2 separate regions of the Homo sapiens genome follow, and region 2 is linked to region 1. The links are chromatin loops, found by intact Hi-C in ENCODE. Cell type or tissue: endothelial cell of umbilical vein. All regions are shown on one strand.

What was found. Hi-C counts contacts between places; a loop is a spot of excess contacts. Peaks named below come from ENCODE experiments on the same cell type or tissue, not always from the same donor. Only the 100,000 strongest peaks of a DNase experiment are listed, where the experiment ranks them.
Region 2: a loop joins it to region 1, with 4 times the contacts of the local background. A loop is called at or near these places in 5 of 110 quality-filtered maps.

The regions. Positions count from the first base shown.
Region 1 is chr3:58,112,972-58,120,971 of GRCh38, reverse strand. It overlaps FLNB (filamin B), which reads right to left. Exons shown (of 46, transcript NM_001457.4): 19 at 1,983-2,100. Among named protein-coding and RNA genes, the nearest start is that of FLNB-AS1, 54 kb to the left of the region's middle. RefSeq lists a silencer at 4,480-4,629. In endothelial cell of umbilical vein, no CTCF peak of the experiment used is centred here; a DNase peak (open chromatin) is centred at 3,291; H3K27ac peaks cover 2,755 bases.
Region 2 is chr3:57,945,817-57,953,816 of GRCh38, reverse strand. No RefSeq gene overlaps it. Among named protein-coding and RNA genes, the nearest start is that of FLNB, 59 kb to the left of the region's middle. In endothelial cell of umbilical vein, a CTCF peak has its summit at 3,868; DNase peaks (open chromatin) are centred at 1,416, 2,186 and 3,816; H3K27ac peaks cover 3,401 bases.

The DNA.
Region 1 (8,000 bases):
ATAGGTTATTGTCTTAATTTTCACCACAATCCTATGGGGTATTTATTATTAACCAATGGCTTTCACAGATGGGGAAACTGATGCTCAGAGAGGTTAAGTAACTTGTCCAGGGTGACATATGCAGCAGCCTGCCAAGCTGGGACTCAAAGTGAAATTTACCTGACCCCACAATCTTTGCTGACCAGAAAGTTGTAATCTGACACTGTCGTCTCTTATTTACTTACTTTTGGTGTTAACTTGATATCCAAACACCCTCATAAGTCAATGTTTTATTTACTAATTCTTGGCAGCCAACTCCATCTTATAGGCACCCCTCCCCCTCAAGAAAGCAGAAGTCACAGAGCTGCCAAATGCGAGCCGATTGAAGCAAGTGCTGAGAACTGACTGTACCGTGATGGTTTCCAAAAGGTCTCTGCAAAGCAGGGCTGCAGGAAGCCCAAGTGTTAGATTAGACAAGAACAGGGAAAGGACTTTACCCAAAACAAAAGCACTGGGAACACAGGGCCCCTGCCACAACCCAGAGAACCTTGACTCTGAAGGAACATAGGGCCTGGCAAGATGGACACTGCCGAACCACAGGCAAGGAGGTCCCGGATCGCTACTTCCCACCGGAAAAGAGGCTTTCCTAATTGGCACCCTGCTTTTCCTGTTCTGGAGTCAAAGCTCTCAGTGTCTTGGGGAAAGGAGTGACAAGGGGACACATGACAGGGTTGGGCAGTGGACGTTTACACACTCAGAGCTGGCTGCTCCAGCCACAAAAGCCAACAGTGAGCTCTCACTTTGGATCTCTGCAACTGGGAGCTGGCCTTGCTTGCAACTTGTGCACTTGGGTCACGAGTGAAGGAAGATGCTCACTAATGGCACTGCTAGTGGTACTCTGGAGAAACCCTCACAGGTGAATACAGGAGGCCCCGTCCTGGGGGTATGCACTCAGCCCTGCCTCAGTAAGCCTGAAACCAGGTGAATGTGAGCCCTGAGGTACATCCAGTCTGGAGCCACTCAGCAGTAAACACAGACGGAAAAGATGTAGGAGTGAATGATTCCCGAGATGCACTGTTGGAAGGCAGGCCGAAGAAGTAGGTTTATACAGCAGGGCAACTTTAATGCAAAATAAATACAGCCAAATGTGTTCCACAGGCACATCTATATGTATAGATGCAGAGAGAAGATCTGGAAGAACAGAAACTGAATTGAAAACTTTGGTTAACCCTAGGGAGAAGGAGAGGTGAGGGTTAAAGTGGAATTATCCCTTAACTGTAATGTTTTTTAGATGAAAAATGGATATATTTTTACTTGTATAAAAAAATCATTTTATGAGCATGTGTTGCACATCTGAAGCTGAGTGATAAGTACATCAGTGTTCATGTTATACTATTCTCTTTCCTTTTCTGTTTGAAATTTTCCCTACTAAAAAATAATCAGAAAATTGAAAATAAGCGAAATGAGCTTATACTAGTAAAATCCCTAACAAGCTAAAGGAACATTGGGATGGGGCAGAGGTGTGGTGGTAGTGACTTCTGAGTGCCAGGGATTTGGCATTTATGCTTGACTCGCAACCTTAGTGCGGATTCAGTTGCCAAGGATAGCTGGCACAGTTAGAAACTCATCAGAAAGCAACATAGCCCAAATTCTCTTTTTAATGAAAACTTCCTACTGCAATGCCAGGGGGCTGACTACGTGCCAGCCTCTGAACCATTAGCTCATATAATTTTCAAAATATTCCCATGGGTGTTCTCAACCTCTCCCCGCCGACCACCCCCCACTGTACAAATGAGAAAGCTGAGTCTCGGTGTGGCTAAGGGGCAGACACAGTCACAGTTACTTCACACCACGGCCTTAATTCGAACCAAAGTCTGTGCAACTGCAAAGTCTCTTAACATAGAATTTGCTTCTCTGCAAATTTCACCTTTTGAAGAAAATCTAACCAGCAGCCACGTTGGGGGGTCATCAACAACCCATCTGCTCTCCATTCAGGCACTTACTGTTTTCCAGCCCATTGAGTTTTATCTTGCTCAGATCCAGCGGTGCAGCAACACCCACAGTGAAAGGGCTTTTAGGGATGGGATCGCCACCGTAAGTCACCAGAACCTGCATGTTGCCCTGGAACAAGAGAGAAAACTCAGTTTACCTTTGGGTACCAAAAAGCTAACTTGGCATTTAAAATCCCCTCAAGATCCCTCATTCTTCTCACGGACAGGGGAGACTTGATTCCAATCAATGTAGAAAGTATCTTAGATCTATTTCTTCTAGCTTTTGACCACAAGGCAAGAATAACAGAAAAATTAGATCAAATAAGAGCAGCTAATAATAACAGAAGCAACTTAATGAGCATTTTCTACACACCAAGCACCATGCTATGTGCTTTTATGCATTTCCTCAATTCAAGATCAAAACAGTCCTAAGGGGTAGTTCCTACTGTCATCTCATTTTTTCAGGAGAGGAAACTGTGGCTCAGACTGGTAAAGGAACGTGCCCCAAGTCACACACCTTGGTAAGGGTGCGAGCTGGGCCTCATACCCATGGCCCCCAAATCTGTGTCCTAGCTGCTCTGCCACACCACCTCCCCATCATCATACCCAGTGCCAGCCAGTGCAGCTGGGCCTGGGGCCACTCACCAAACAGAACCATTTCTGTCCTAGGAATCAGTTTGAGGCCCCCAGGCTGCAACAGGGATTTGCAAGAGTTCACCTAGACCTGTGCTAAGACCATCGCACAATATCTGAACTTCCATTTCCATGTGAAAGAAAATAAAATTGCAAGTGTGAAGGCAGATGGTGCTTGCAGGATTGGCAGGCACCCTCACGGGTGGCCGGGTGGCACGCGATAGCCATGTGTGCGCCATTTCTCTCCTCTCGCCGGTTCCAGGCTGGCACACAGCCGGCTTCTTCTCTCCATGGTTGGCCAAGTTCCCTCCCTCCAAATCGAGGCTCCAAGAAATCTCATGGCTGTCTCAGTAGATCAAGATCCCCTTCACCACAATCGGCCAGGCATAATGTAACAGGAAAGTGTGAGGGAGAGACGAGTTCCCCCCAAGAATCCAGCAGCCTTGCTGGAATGCAGGCCCTGCTGAAAGCTGTTGCTGATCAAGTGTTAAAAGGGTGTAGCATTTGGCCTATGTATATTTTGTCACATTCCTTTTGTAATAAGGAAGGGGGTAAAGGCCAAGAAAAAAAAAAAAAAACTGGTTGCATCAATGAAGAGAGGATTAATTTTCCAGCATTTTTAAGCACTGCACACAAAACCAATTGGCCCCCTGCCTCATGTGAACAACATTTCCTGGTAAAATGTGTACAGGTCAAATTCAACAGAGCTGGGAGCCAGCCAAGGGGCAGGAAAGGTCTCCTTTTTGTACTGTTTAAGGCAGGACTGACTCGCTACTTCAGCCAACGTGGCATTCCCAACGTGCCAACTCTTCCCGAGCTTCCGTTTCCCCACAGCCCCTAACAATTCAGGGGCTCACTAAGCAGACCTCAGGCTAACCAGAGGTCTTGGGGATACCTCCTCCCTCACCCGCATAAAGTTTTCTGGCCTCTTCTCTGAAGTGCTAAAAAAGAGAGGGAAAAACCCTCTTCCAGTTAAGCCCACCCATCCCATAAAAGAAAGTATGCTCTTGTTACCAGTCAAAAACAAAACAAAAACTCAGATAGAAAATGAACTGTACCTTAAATAACCTAAGAAGGGGGAGGGAAAAAATCTCGGAGATTTACACCTACAATGCCTACAGCATTTTAAAGTGTCCCCTGAGGCCCCAACTAAGGAATGGACTGTGTTTATTCCCCAACAGGGCTATGAAGTGAGGGATGTCTGGGTAGTGATGGCCAGTGCATTTCGCCACGACTTCGCAGGCTGCAAGACAGTTTCACTCTCCTCTACATGCTTCTGAAACCTGAATCTTATTCTTCAAAATATACATACACAAGACACTGACCAGACAGCTCAGAAGAGGATGGGACTGAGAGAGCCACCCTCAGCACCATCCCTTTTAGGGCCCTCCAGGAGCAGCCAGGACCACCACGTTAAGAACATTTCAAGGTAGAAGCTGTTACTCTGTGAGGGTCTGTGAGCTCACAGGGATTTCTAAAGGTGCCAGAGTACTACATGGAGTGGTCCCCAATCCTAGTGGCTCCCAGCACAGCACGTAATGGAGACATTGCCACCAGCTTCTCAAACTGCTCTGCGCAGGGGAACGTGCGGTGAGAAATTTAAGCTGCTTGAAGCCACCCACAACCAAGAGAAGAGAAGACCAAAGTCCTCAGGGAAATCACTTCCCTTCTATAAAACCGAGTCTTTGACCTCTGGGAGGGTCCTCAAGCCCCAAGCCAACAAGTCCATTCCTCTAAGGCAAAACGCGCTCTACTTTTGCATCCTCAAGGGACTCACAGGATCCTACAGCCATCCACATCACTCATCCACCCCAGGCAGGCAAGCACCTGCAAGCTGTCACTCAGGGACTTTGCGAGGTGGAGTGGCAGGCCTGCAGGTGTCAGGGAGCAAAACCAGCAATCAGGGACCTGGGTTACTCAGGCAGGACCTCGGCTCCCCACGTGGCACAGCCTGTGTTCTGAGGGGGAAGCGCCCACACCAGGCCAGGACACACCCATGCCCAAGCAGCCACCTTTCTGGGGATTTCCAGCCTGTTATACCCTAAAACTACCATGAGAAGGTGTGCCTGTGGGTGTCAGCCCTCAAAGTATGCTCCCTCCCCCGTGTCAGGGGGTGGCTTTCTGGGCTGACCCAGGTCTCTTAACCACATCCAAGGGCACACTTCCTTAGCCCAGTCTTGAGCTTTTAGCTGCTCTTCAGAAAACAGAGTTCAAAGGAGAATGAGGAGGTGTTGGCATCACTCCTCTACCAGATTACAACGTTCTTAGGCCATCTCCGCTTGTGAATCCAGGCGCCATGTCATTTATTCGCTCACTCACAGCCATTAATCCACACAGAGCACTTATAGGGCCAGGCTCTGTGCTGGGGGTGGGGGTGGGAAGGAAATTCAATCTAAGGAGAGATTTAATGTGTTCTTTGCCATAGAAAAATAGGCAGAATTGCAAGTTGCCCAAATAATGAAACAATAAACCCAGCTCCAAGCAACAAACAACAAGAAGGACCCCAGTGCCACCCTGCAAGTCATTCACACTTGTGATTTACCTGAGGACTTTGGTCTTCTCTTCTCTTGGTTGTGGGGTTGTGGGTGGCTTCAAGCAGCTTGGATGTTGCCACTTGGTGGCAACGACCGCCACCAAGGCCCACCCGGCTCCTTGAATGCATCCTGGGAGCATCCGGACACAAAGCCCTAAGTGAGTACTCAGCATGGCAGCAGTTCTCAAACCTGCTGCTATCAGAGAACTGGATGAATGTGACCTTGGGGTGACTCTGAAGTAAGGAGCCTCCCACTCCAGCATTACTTCAAAGGGGACAAAACCGGACCTAGGCTCCTAATCTCCACTTCTGCCTCAACCAGCAGCAGGGGACGTCTGGGGTACTGGGTTCTGCAGTCCTTTCCAAGGATGCAGGTCAAACCCTGACCCTGTCCTGATATCTGCAACTTACTTTCTAACGGCTCAGCCAAAACACTAAAAGGCATATAGACATAGAATAAAGCAGAAGTCACAAAATGTTTTTAGAAGACGTCATGGCCTTGTGATCCCAGTCATTGTACGCAGACAGCTATGGCTTTCTGGTGCTTTCTCCTAAAGAATATGGAGAATTTGGCAACAAAGAAGATTCAGCGTGGTGCACCCAGTAGTAAGGCTCCCACCAACCCTCAGAACCATCAGCAGGAAAATAATTACCTACTTACTATTGAGTGGCCTGATGAGAAAAGAATGCTCTATCTATAAAAGTGTTAGTTTTATCATTACTAATAATGAATGTTTTGTTTTGGATTTTTTATTTTAAAGCACAGGAAGAGCAAGTCTGGAGATAAGAAGCCGCGTTTATAACCTGCACACGAGAACTGTTAACGGCGTGAAAAGGCAAACCAAGGAGTGAGAGAATATATTTGCAAATCATTTATCTGATAAGGAACTAATATCCAGAATACATGGAGAATTCCTAAAACTCAACATAAAATTAAGAAGGTTGATATAAAAATGGGCAAGTAGATAATTCTCCAAAGAAAATATGCAAAGGACCAATAAGCACATGAAAAGATGATCAGCATCACTAATCATTAGGAAAATGCAAATCAAAACCACAATAAGACACCATCTTACACTCAACAGGATGGTCACTATCAACAACAACAACAACAACAAAAAAAAAAAACAGAAAAAAAACAAATGTTAGCAAGGATGTGGAGAAACCAGGACCCTTGCATGCTGTTGGCAGGACTGTAAAGTAGTGCAGCCACTGTGGAATACAGTATAGTAGTTTCTCAAAAAATTAAAAAGAGATTTCCATATGATCCAGCAATTCCATTTCGGGTTTATAATCACAAGAATTAAATGCAGAGACTCAAAGAGATATTTGTACACCCAGCATTATTCACAACAGACAAAAGACGGAAGCAACCCAAATGTTCTTCAACAAATGAAGATGGCCGGGCGCGGTGGCTCATGCCTATAATCCCAGCACTTTCGGAGGCTGAGGTGGGCAGATCACCTGAGATCAGGAATTCAAGACCGGCCTGGCCAACATGGTGAAACCCCATGGTGAAACCTTGGCCAACATGGTGAAACATCTATACTAAAAATACAAAAATTAGCTGGGCATGGTGGCACGTGCCTGTACTTCCAGCTACTCGGTAGGCTGAGGCAGGACAATCACTTGAACCCAGGAGACAGAGGTTGCAGTGAGCCGAGACAGTGCCACTCCAGCTTGAGGAACAGAGCGAGTCTCAAGAAAAAACAAACAAAAAACAGACGAAGAGAGAAGCAAAACATATATACATACAGTGGAATGCAGCCTCGAAAAGGAATGAAGTTCTGACACGTGCTACAACATGGAGGACATATAGGAAGAAAAATAAATCAGTCACAAAAAGACAAATACTGAGGTCAGGCGCAGTGGCTCATGCCTGTAATATCCGCAGGTTTGGAGGCTGAGGTGAAAGGATTGCCTCAGCCCAGGAGTTGGAGACCAGCCTGGCCAACATGGCGAAACCCCGTCTCTACCAAAAATACAAAAATTAGCCAGGTGTGGTGGCATGTGCCTGTAATCCCACCTGCTCGGGAGGCTGAGGCAGGAGAATCGCTTGAACCTGGGAGGCAGAGGTTGCAGTGAGCTGAGATCATGCCACTGCACTCCAGCTTGGGCAACAGAGCAAGACTTTTGTCTAAAAAATAAATAAATAAAAATAAAAATTTGGGGAAGAAAGCACAAACAGCAGCAAGCCTGGATGTAAGGGGCCACATTTATAACACGACACACAGAATCCCTTCGCCCAGGGAATCCCTCCCACTGCAGGGATGTTCTCACAGTAAGGATTCCATCTCCAAGGGAGTGCAGCCCCCAAACTCAGGGGACAGTTACACCATGACCCCTTCCTCACTATAATCCTCTTTCTTCCCCACTTGACTCTTGACTGCTCCTCGCTGAGAGGACCCAGACGGGAGCAAGGCTTCTGAGCAGTGCTTCTGCAGAAAGCGTTGCCCTTCTTCTCCTACAAATGGCATTTCAAACACAGCAGGATCATTTCCCTTAAGAATAAAGGAATCTCAGAGGCTTGGAACAACCACTTCGAACACTAGGCTTAAGTATTAAAATCCAGACTTTTCTGCCAGGATGTCTGCTCTCCAGACCCCAGAGGTGTGAACATGAAGCGAAACAAAATTTTAAACAAATATAATGGATACAGGGCTTCAGTTTTACAAGATGTAAAGAATTATGGAGATGGATGGTGGTGATGGGTGCACGACATAATGAATGCACTTAACACTAATGAACTATACACTTAAAAATGGTTAAGACGGTAAATTTTGTGTTATGTGTATTTTACCACGATACAAATTTTTTTTAATGTTTTTAAACAAATAAACATTAACTTGTACAGAGAGGCAGTT
Region 2 (8,000 bases), 170 kb after region 1:
CTAGAGAGTCCGGGCCTGACCCCTCCTGGTTCAACGCAGAGCACTCTCAGATGCACTTAGGGTCAGGCTTGGGCAGGGAATGGCTGCAGCGGTCCCACCAGCCTCTACCTTTATTCTACAGACAATAATGTCAAAAGCAGCTGCAGCAGCAGCAACAGTCACCACTCAGGGCCTGGCCTGGCCTGGCCAGGCCATGTGCGGTCCACCTGAGAATGGAGAAGTCTGGACGCAGATGACAGGAGCCCCTCGCTTCCCAAAGATCAACGTGCAAGGCACTTCCTAAGTGCTGACAGTCTTGCTCCACCCAGCAGGGATGTGGAAGGCCAGACCTGGTGTCTGCTTAGGCCTCTAACCTCAGGGAGGCCTTCTGTTTCTCACCAAGCCAGCTCTAGTTCTAGCTGGAAAGGCTGTTGTTCCCAACTTTTGTTTCTGGGCCTCTAACTGCCCTGTCAAGCTTACCCTGGGTTATGAGTGTTCATAAAGGAAACTGCCACCTGCGTCAACTCAAAAGTGACTGAGAAATTACCTTCCAAACTAGACCCAGGATGAGGAGCTAGGAAAGAGCTCATTCACAAAAGCAGGGCAAGTTGGGAAGTGGGGACAGGAAGCAGGGCTGGCCTCTGCCTACAAGTCACCTGGGCATGTGACCATCAGAGAGGCTTCCTTTATCCTAATCAGGAACTGCCCTTGCCCTGTTTTCTGGGGACTGGAAATTTTCCAGCGTGTCCATCAGGAACAGCCTATCTCACCAAAAAAGCGGCAAAGCTGTGTCTGCAGGTGAGAGTGATTCGGATAATCATCATCATCGTCAGCAGGAAACATTTATTCAGAGCTTCCCATATGCTGCTCTAAGCACTCTCTGATAGGCTGTGTACCATTATCACCCCCATTTCACAGATGAGGTAACTGAGGCCCAGAGAGGTGAAGAAATGTCAGGAGTCACACACAGTGGCGGACAGAATTGGGAACTGAATCCTGGAAGTTGATTCCAAGGTCTCTCTTTATACCCTACATGGTACTGACTTCGGAGGTGGAGATGCCCTGTCTTTCACTGAGCCTTCACTGGCTGACACTGAATCCCAGAATGCTGGGGACAGATCAAAGCTGACATCAACGTTGCCTGTTGCTCTGTTCTTTCCAGCACCCCAAATGCCCCTATCAAGCCAGGGGTCTGTGGTGCTGAGTAATGAGAAATGAGTTTGGTAATGTAGGTGTTAAAAGTTGAGTTGTGTCCCCAGCAAAAAGATATGTTTAAGTCCTAATTCCCCAGTACCTGAGAATGTGACTTTATTTGGAAATAGAGACTTTGCAGATGTAATCAAGTTAAAATGAGGTCATACTAGATTAAGATGGCTCTAAATCCAATCACTGGTGTCCTTATAAGGAGAGAGTTGGAGCCTACAGATACACAAGGAAGATGGCCATGTGACCACAGAGGCGGAGACTGGAGTGATGCTGCTGCAGGCCAAGAATGCCGAGGACTGCCCGCAACCATCAGGAGCTGGGGGAGAGGCATGGACAGATTCCCTCCAGTGCCTCTCAGAGGAGCCAGCCTTTCCGACACCTTGATTTTGGACTTCTGTCCTCATGAACTGCAGAAGAATGGATTTCTGCTGTTCTAAGCCACTTAGTTGGCGGTAATTTCTTATGGCAGCCCTAGCAAACTAAAAGAGCCACTTTTTCAAATCATCTCTTAAACCAGCTTTGTCCTTTTGTTGGTTTCCTTGTTAATGAATTAAATCAATCTTTGACATGTGGTCACTCTATACTTGTATGAGACCCCTTCTGAAAATTATACTTTGCTGTAGCGCAGACCCAGAGCTACTATTTCAGTTTACTCTGCCAATTTGCTGGCAAGCAACGTCCTCCACCAGCCATGCATCTGTCCTAGGCACTGGGAAAATCCAGGCTGAGCCCCCAGCTCCCCCTGGATGGTGGTCCAACCAGAGCTTGGCAGGAGCAAAGAGCTTTCGCAGCTTGGGCTGTTTTTAGCAGCTGGAGGGGCAGAGGCAGCCTGGCAACAGAAAGCTGAGAGGTGGAGGGCAAGGGGAAGTGTGACCTTTTCAAACCTAGCCACATTCGAGGAGTGGAGCAGAGAAAATACTCGTAAATCCATATCTGACATGCTGGGTGCTGAGGCTCAGTGACATGAAGCAGGCGGCCAAACAGCCCACTGAGGACAGTGAGGTCATCTTGAGGCTGAGTCACTCAGATTGGCAGAGCAGTGTGTGCATGGAGGAAGTCAGTTTCCTTTGCACCAGACAGAGCGGGATTCGCAGGGTGGGCCTCAGAGCCCGGGCCTCAGCCCTTTTGCCCTTTGATTCCCCAGGCTTCTGGGAGGAGGCTTAGGTTCCAACCTGGCTCCTTTCTCAGGACAGCTTTAGAACTGAGGCATGTGGTGAGAAGAGGGGAGCGGGGGCTCAGCAGCTGAGTTTGAACCTCCTCTCCTTCACTTACTGAACTGCATGATCAGGAACACCAATCTGACCTTCAGTTTCCTTCCTTGCAAAATTACTCCTTTTCCATAAGTGGTAATTTTATTTGGGCTTATCATTCTCATGAGGCCTCCATGGGGTCAGGGATGAGAAAGCACAGGGTCTAGCAAGAAACTGGCACATAAACATTAAAAAAAAATTTCCTCATCTTCAAATGTGACTCCCTTGGCTTTTTTGAGGAAATCATTCTGAGCAGGAGAGTGGAATGCAAAAGCAATTTAAATAATTTTTTTCCAAAAGTGGAAAATATCTTTTTTTTTTTTCCTCTGTCTCACTCTGTTCACCACAATACAATCTCCACCTCCAGGTTCAAGCGATTCTCCTGCCTCAGCCTCCTGAGTAGCTGGGATTACAGGTGCCCACCACCACAACCAGCTAATTTTTGTATTTTTAGTAGAGACGAAGTTTCACCATGTTGGCCAGGCTGGTCTCGAATTCCTGACCTCAGGTGATCCACCCGCCTCAGCCTCCCAAAGTGCTGGGATTACAGGCGTGAGCCACTATGCTCAGCTGAAAATATCTTTTAATTTAAAAAGTTACTTCATTCTGTCAATTCGAAGACGCACATTTTTTTCACATTTCAACATCTCAAAAATGCAGATGTGTCTAATAGATGACACATTGTAGCAGTTTGCTTTCAGGGGAGTACAGAAAATAATTGTCTTTCAATCAATGGCATCTTAGACTCAGGAAATGTGGTCTAAAAGGGATATATGTTCATTGTGTAAAGTTTTTCTAATTATTATTATTATTTTATTTTTGAGACAAGGTCTCCCTCTGTTGCCCAGGCTGGAGTGTAGTGGCCTGATCACAGGTCACTGAAATCTCAACTTCCCCAGCTCAAGCAATCCTCTCGCCTCAGCCTCCTGAGTAGCTGGGGCCACAGGTGCACATCACCATGCCCAGTTAATTAAAAAAAATTTTTTTTTTGTAGAGACGAGGCCTGTGTTGTCCAGGCAGATCTTAAACTCCTGAGCTCAACTGATCCTCCTGCCTCAGCCTCCCAAAGTGGGGATTACAGGCGTGAGCCACGGCACCCAGCACCGTATAAAGTTTAGACACACAGAAGTATACATAATAAAGACTCCCTGAGTTCAGCTCTCCAGAGAATACCACCACCCTAGAGAAAGTCCACTTTGTGTGCAAGAGCATGCTTCTGTTTTTGTTCTAATTGCCCAGAAACTCTCCTCAGACCAGTCACCCACACCTTCTCCTATTTCTGAGAGCCAAATTAATGCTCAACTAAGGATAGCAACACATTATAAATTAGGATTTCATGATTAGTCACTTTCCCCACCCCCAGCCCACGTGGCTGGCACCTTTCCTCACTGCCCAGGCCTGTCTGGAGTGGCAGTGCAGTGCCCTGTGCTGACCAGAAGGTGTGGGGCTGAGGAAGTCAATGATTCAAGCCTTTACAAAAGTGTACGTGCAGTGCAGTTTGTAGTTTTATTATTTGCAGGTGACAAAAATCAGGGTGGTGTGGGGCCTGAAGGGTTTGGAAAGCTGGAAAGTACTGGGAAATTAGAAAGGTATGTCTTGCTCAAGAACTGGTTTTGTTTCTTGTTTTTGAGATGGGCTCACTCTGTCACCCAGGCTGGGGTGCAGTGGTTCGATCACTGCTCACTGCAGCCTGAGATTCCCGGGCTTAAGTGATCCTCTTGCCTCTCAGCCTCCAGAGAAGCTGGGACTATAGGCGTGCACCACCATGCCTGGCTAAGTTTTTTATTTTTTGTAGAGGTTTCACTATCTTGCCCAGGCTGGTCTCCAACTCCTGGCCTCCCACCTTGGCCTCACAAAGTGCTGGGATTACAGGCGTAAGCTACCACACCCAGCCTCAAGGACAGTTTTTTTTTTTTTTTTTTAAACCATCATACAATTTAGTAGAACCACCAGCAGCACCATGCTCAGCTCTATGCCAACTTAACCAAACCAGGAAGAAGGCGTTCACTTGGCCCACAGGAGGTCAAGGGCTGTGTGAGCTTGTGCCGACTCTGCTGAACAGGTACTAGCTATCAGGAGCAAAGCGTTGTGAAGGATTCTGAGATCCACGTCTTTCCAAGAAGACAGGGTCAATGACTTGTCCAAGTTCATTTGACTACCAATCGGTGGAACCAATCTGGAATGCAGTAGTCTATTGTCAAGCAAATCCAGGGCTCTTTCCACCATGCCATGTGGTGGCCTTCCGAGGGCCACCCTCTCCTCACCCCCATCAGCAACATTAAAAACTCTTCTTTGCCCTGAGTCTACCTCTGTGGCTTCATGTGGATCGCAACTTCAGCAGGAGACTGAGATGAGGGGGAAGGGGAAGGAGGCGTGGAAACCCCAGCCTGAGGGACCTCTGGCTATGAATGAGGCTTCTGTCTGCCTGCGCTGTGCGTCTGGAATTTTGTATGAAAGCAATGAACTGGAAGGAGGTGAAAGCACGTTCGCAAAAGCAAGGCCACCACAGGCCCTCTCCCTTGCTTATAAAAGACTTGCTTTGTTTCAGGCAAAGCAAAGGAGAAGCTAGGGATATGCTGAGGTTTGGTGGCGCTCAGGTGTTTGAGGTTAACGTGCCAATGACTAGGAGGAGGTGGCCATCAGAAAAATCAGGAGCCCAACCCGAACCTGAGGTTTCGGACTCCTAATCATCTTCACAGCCATGCTCATATTTGTGTAATGCTTTATAGTGTGCGGAATGCTTTCTCAGACATTTTCTCAACAGAGGGAGAGCTTAGGGAGGGATGAAGAGCGCCGATTCATGCAGCCTTCTATCTGGCTGTCTGGGTGACTGTGGTGTGCCAGGCACTGTGGATGCTGTGCTTTGTTCATCACTGTCCCCATCCTTAGGAGTCTGACGGATGGGTAGAAGTCCTGGCCTCCCTGCCTGCCAGCTTCAGGACCTTGCACAAGTTAATCAATCGTTGTAGCAGCTGCAAAAGGGAGAATGACAGTGGCTGCCTAGCAGGGTGGCTGTGAGGATTAAAGGAGCTCTGGGGGTGAGGGGCCTGGCTTATGACAAGGCCTTAATCGATGGTGGCTATTAGCCGTCATGGCCAGTGAGATGCGAACAGTAAGGCTGGGCACAATACGGTCTAGCCTGGAAGCATCTGGGTATGCCTGGATGTCATTCCCACCTAGAAAAACGGTATGGTGGTGGGCAGCAAGGGGTTACGGGGAGTTGCTGCATCGTGTCAGGCAGGCTGTGGACTCCTGGTGGGAGGGGCCCACAGGGCTGGGGAATGCTGGTTAATAGAGTCCAAGGAACTGTGCGGCTTTCCACTTTAACCACAATATACAAGTACTGAGATCGAATGAGGGTCAAATTGTATCATTCCTCTCCTCCATCCCTCCCCTAGGTCCCCATCTCACTCAGAGGAATAGCTACAATCCTCAGAATGACCTACAAGGTCCTACACAATTGGGTCCCCACTACCTCCCTGACCTCTGCTCCTCCGGTTCTCTTTCTTCCTCTCTTTGCTGGCCACAAGGGCCTCCTTGACCATCCTCAAATATGCCAAGCACGCTGTGGTCTCGGGGCCCTTGCACATGCTGTTCCCACTGCCAGATATGTTCTTCCCCCAGATATTTATTTTATAGTTCCCTCATTTCCTTCAGACTTCTCAAACGCCATCTTTTCAAAGAGGTCTTCTTTGACTACTTTATATAAAATAGCAACCCGCTGATGGTGGTCCCTATCCACCACACATGCTGAATCTCCCCCCACCAGAGCACTTATTAACCTATGACATATTTAATTAATTAATTTATTTTGAGATGGAGTCTTGCTCTGTCACCCAGGCTGGAGTACTGTGGTGCAGTCTTGGCTCACTGCAACCTCTGCCTCCCAGGTTCAAGTGATTTTCCTGACTCAGCCTCCCGAGTAGCTGGGACTACAGGCATGCACCACGCCTGGCTAATTTTTGTATTTTTAGCAGAGATGGGGTTTTGCCATGTTGTCCAGGCTGGTCTTGAACTCTTGACCTCAAGTGATCCACCCACCTCGGCCTTCCAAAGTGCTGGGATTACACGTGTGAGCCACTGTGCCCGGCCCTGTGACATATTTTATAACATATACAAGCATGTTATCTGTCTCTTTCTCCACTAGAAATGTAAGTTCCATAAGGGCAAGGATTTTGTTTGTTTAAGTGTTAGGACTTAGCACTATGTTTGGCATGCAACGGGTGCTCAAAAAATATTATTGAATGAATCAATTACTGTTGAGAGAAAACAGCAGGCTGCTATACAGTGGTATGGCGGGAGTCCTTTTTCATCACCTAGAACTAATATTTGTTTGAGATTGCTTCATGTAAGCATTGACTAAACCCTTTACATGCATTAGCTTATTTAAGCAGGTACTATTATTATTATTATTTTTAGATGGAGTCTCGCTCTGTTGCTTAGGTTGGAGTGCGATGGCATAATCTCAGCTCACTGCAACCTCCACCTCCCGGGTTCAAGCGATTTTCCTGTCTCAGCCTCCTGAGTAGCTGGATTACAGGCTCCTGCCACCACGCCCGGCTAATTTTTGTATTTTTATTAGAGACGGCGTTTCACCATGTTGGTCAGCCTGGTCTTGAACTCTTGACCTCGTGATCCACCCACCTCAGCCTGCCAAAGTGCTGATATTACAGGCATGAGCCAACGCACCCAGCCCAGGTACTATTATTATCTCATATTTATTTATTTATTTATTTATTTATTTTAGAGGGAGTCTTACTCTGTTGCCCAGGCTGGAGTGCAATGGCGCAATCTCGGATCACTGCAACCTCTGCCTCCTGGGTTCAAGTGATTCTCCTGCCTCAGCCTCCAGGGTGGCTGGGAATATAGGCACCCACCACCACGCCTGGCTAATTTTTGCATTTTTAGTAGAGATGGGGTTTCACCATGTTAGCCAGGATGGTCTCGATCTCCTGACTTCATGATACGCCCGCCTCGGCCTCCCAAAGTCCTGGGATTACAGGCATGAGCCACCACACTCAGCCTATTTTTTATTTTTTAACACAGAGTCTCACTCTGTTGCCTAGGCTGGAGTGGAGTGGTGCAATCTTGGCTCACTGTAACCTCTGCTTCCTGGGTTCAAGCGATTCTCCTGCCTCAGCCTTCTGAGTAGCTGGGATGACAGGTGCCTGCCACCACGCCTGGCTTTTTTTTTCTTTTTACTTTTTAAATTTTTTTGAGCCAGAGTCTTGCTCTGTCACCCAGGCTGGAGTGCAGTGGCGCGATCTCGATACACTGCAAGCTCCGCCTCCTGGGTTCAAGTGATTCTCCTGCCTCAGCCTCTCGAGTAGCTGGGATTATAGGCATGCACCATGTCCGGCTAATTTTTGTATTTTTAGTAAAGACGAGATTTCACCATGTTGGCCAGGCTGGTCTTGAACTCCTGACTTCAGGTGATCCACCTACCTTAGCCTCCCAAAGTGCTGGGATTACAGGCGTGAGCCACCGCACTCAGCTGCCTGGCAAATTTTTGTATTTTTTGGTAGAGATAGAATTTCACCATGTTGGCCAGGCTGGTCTCAAACT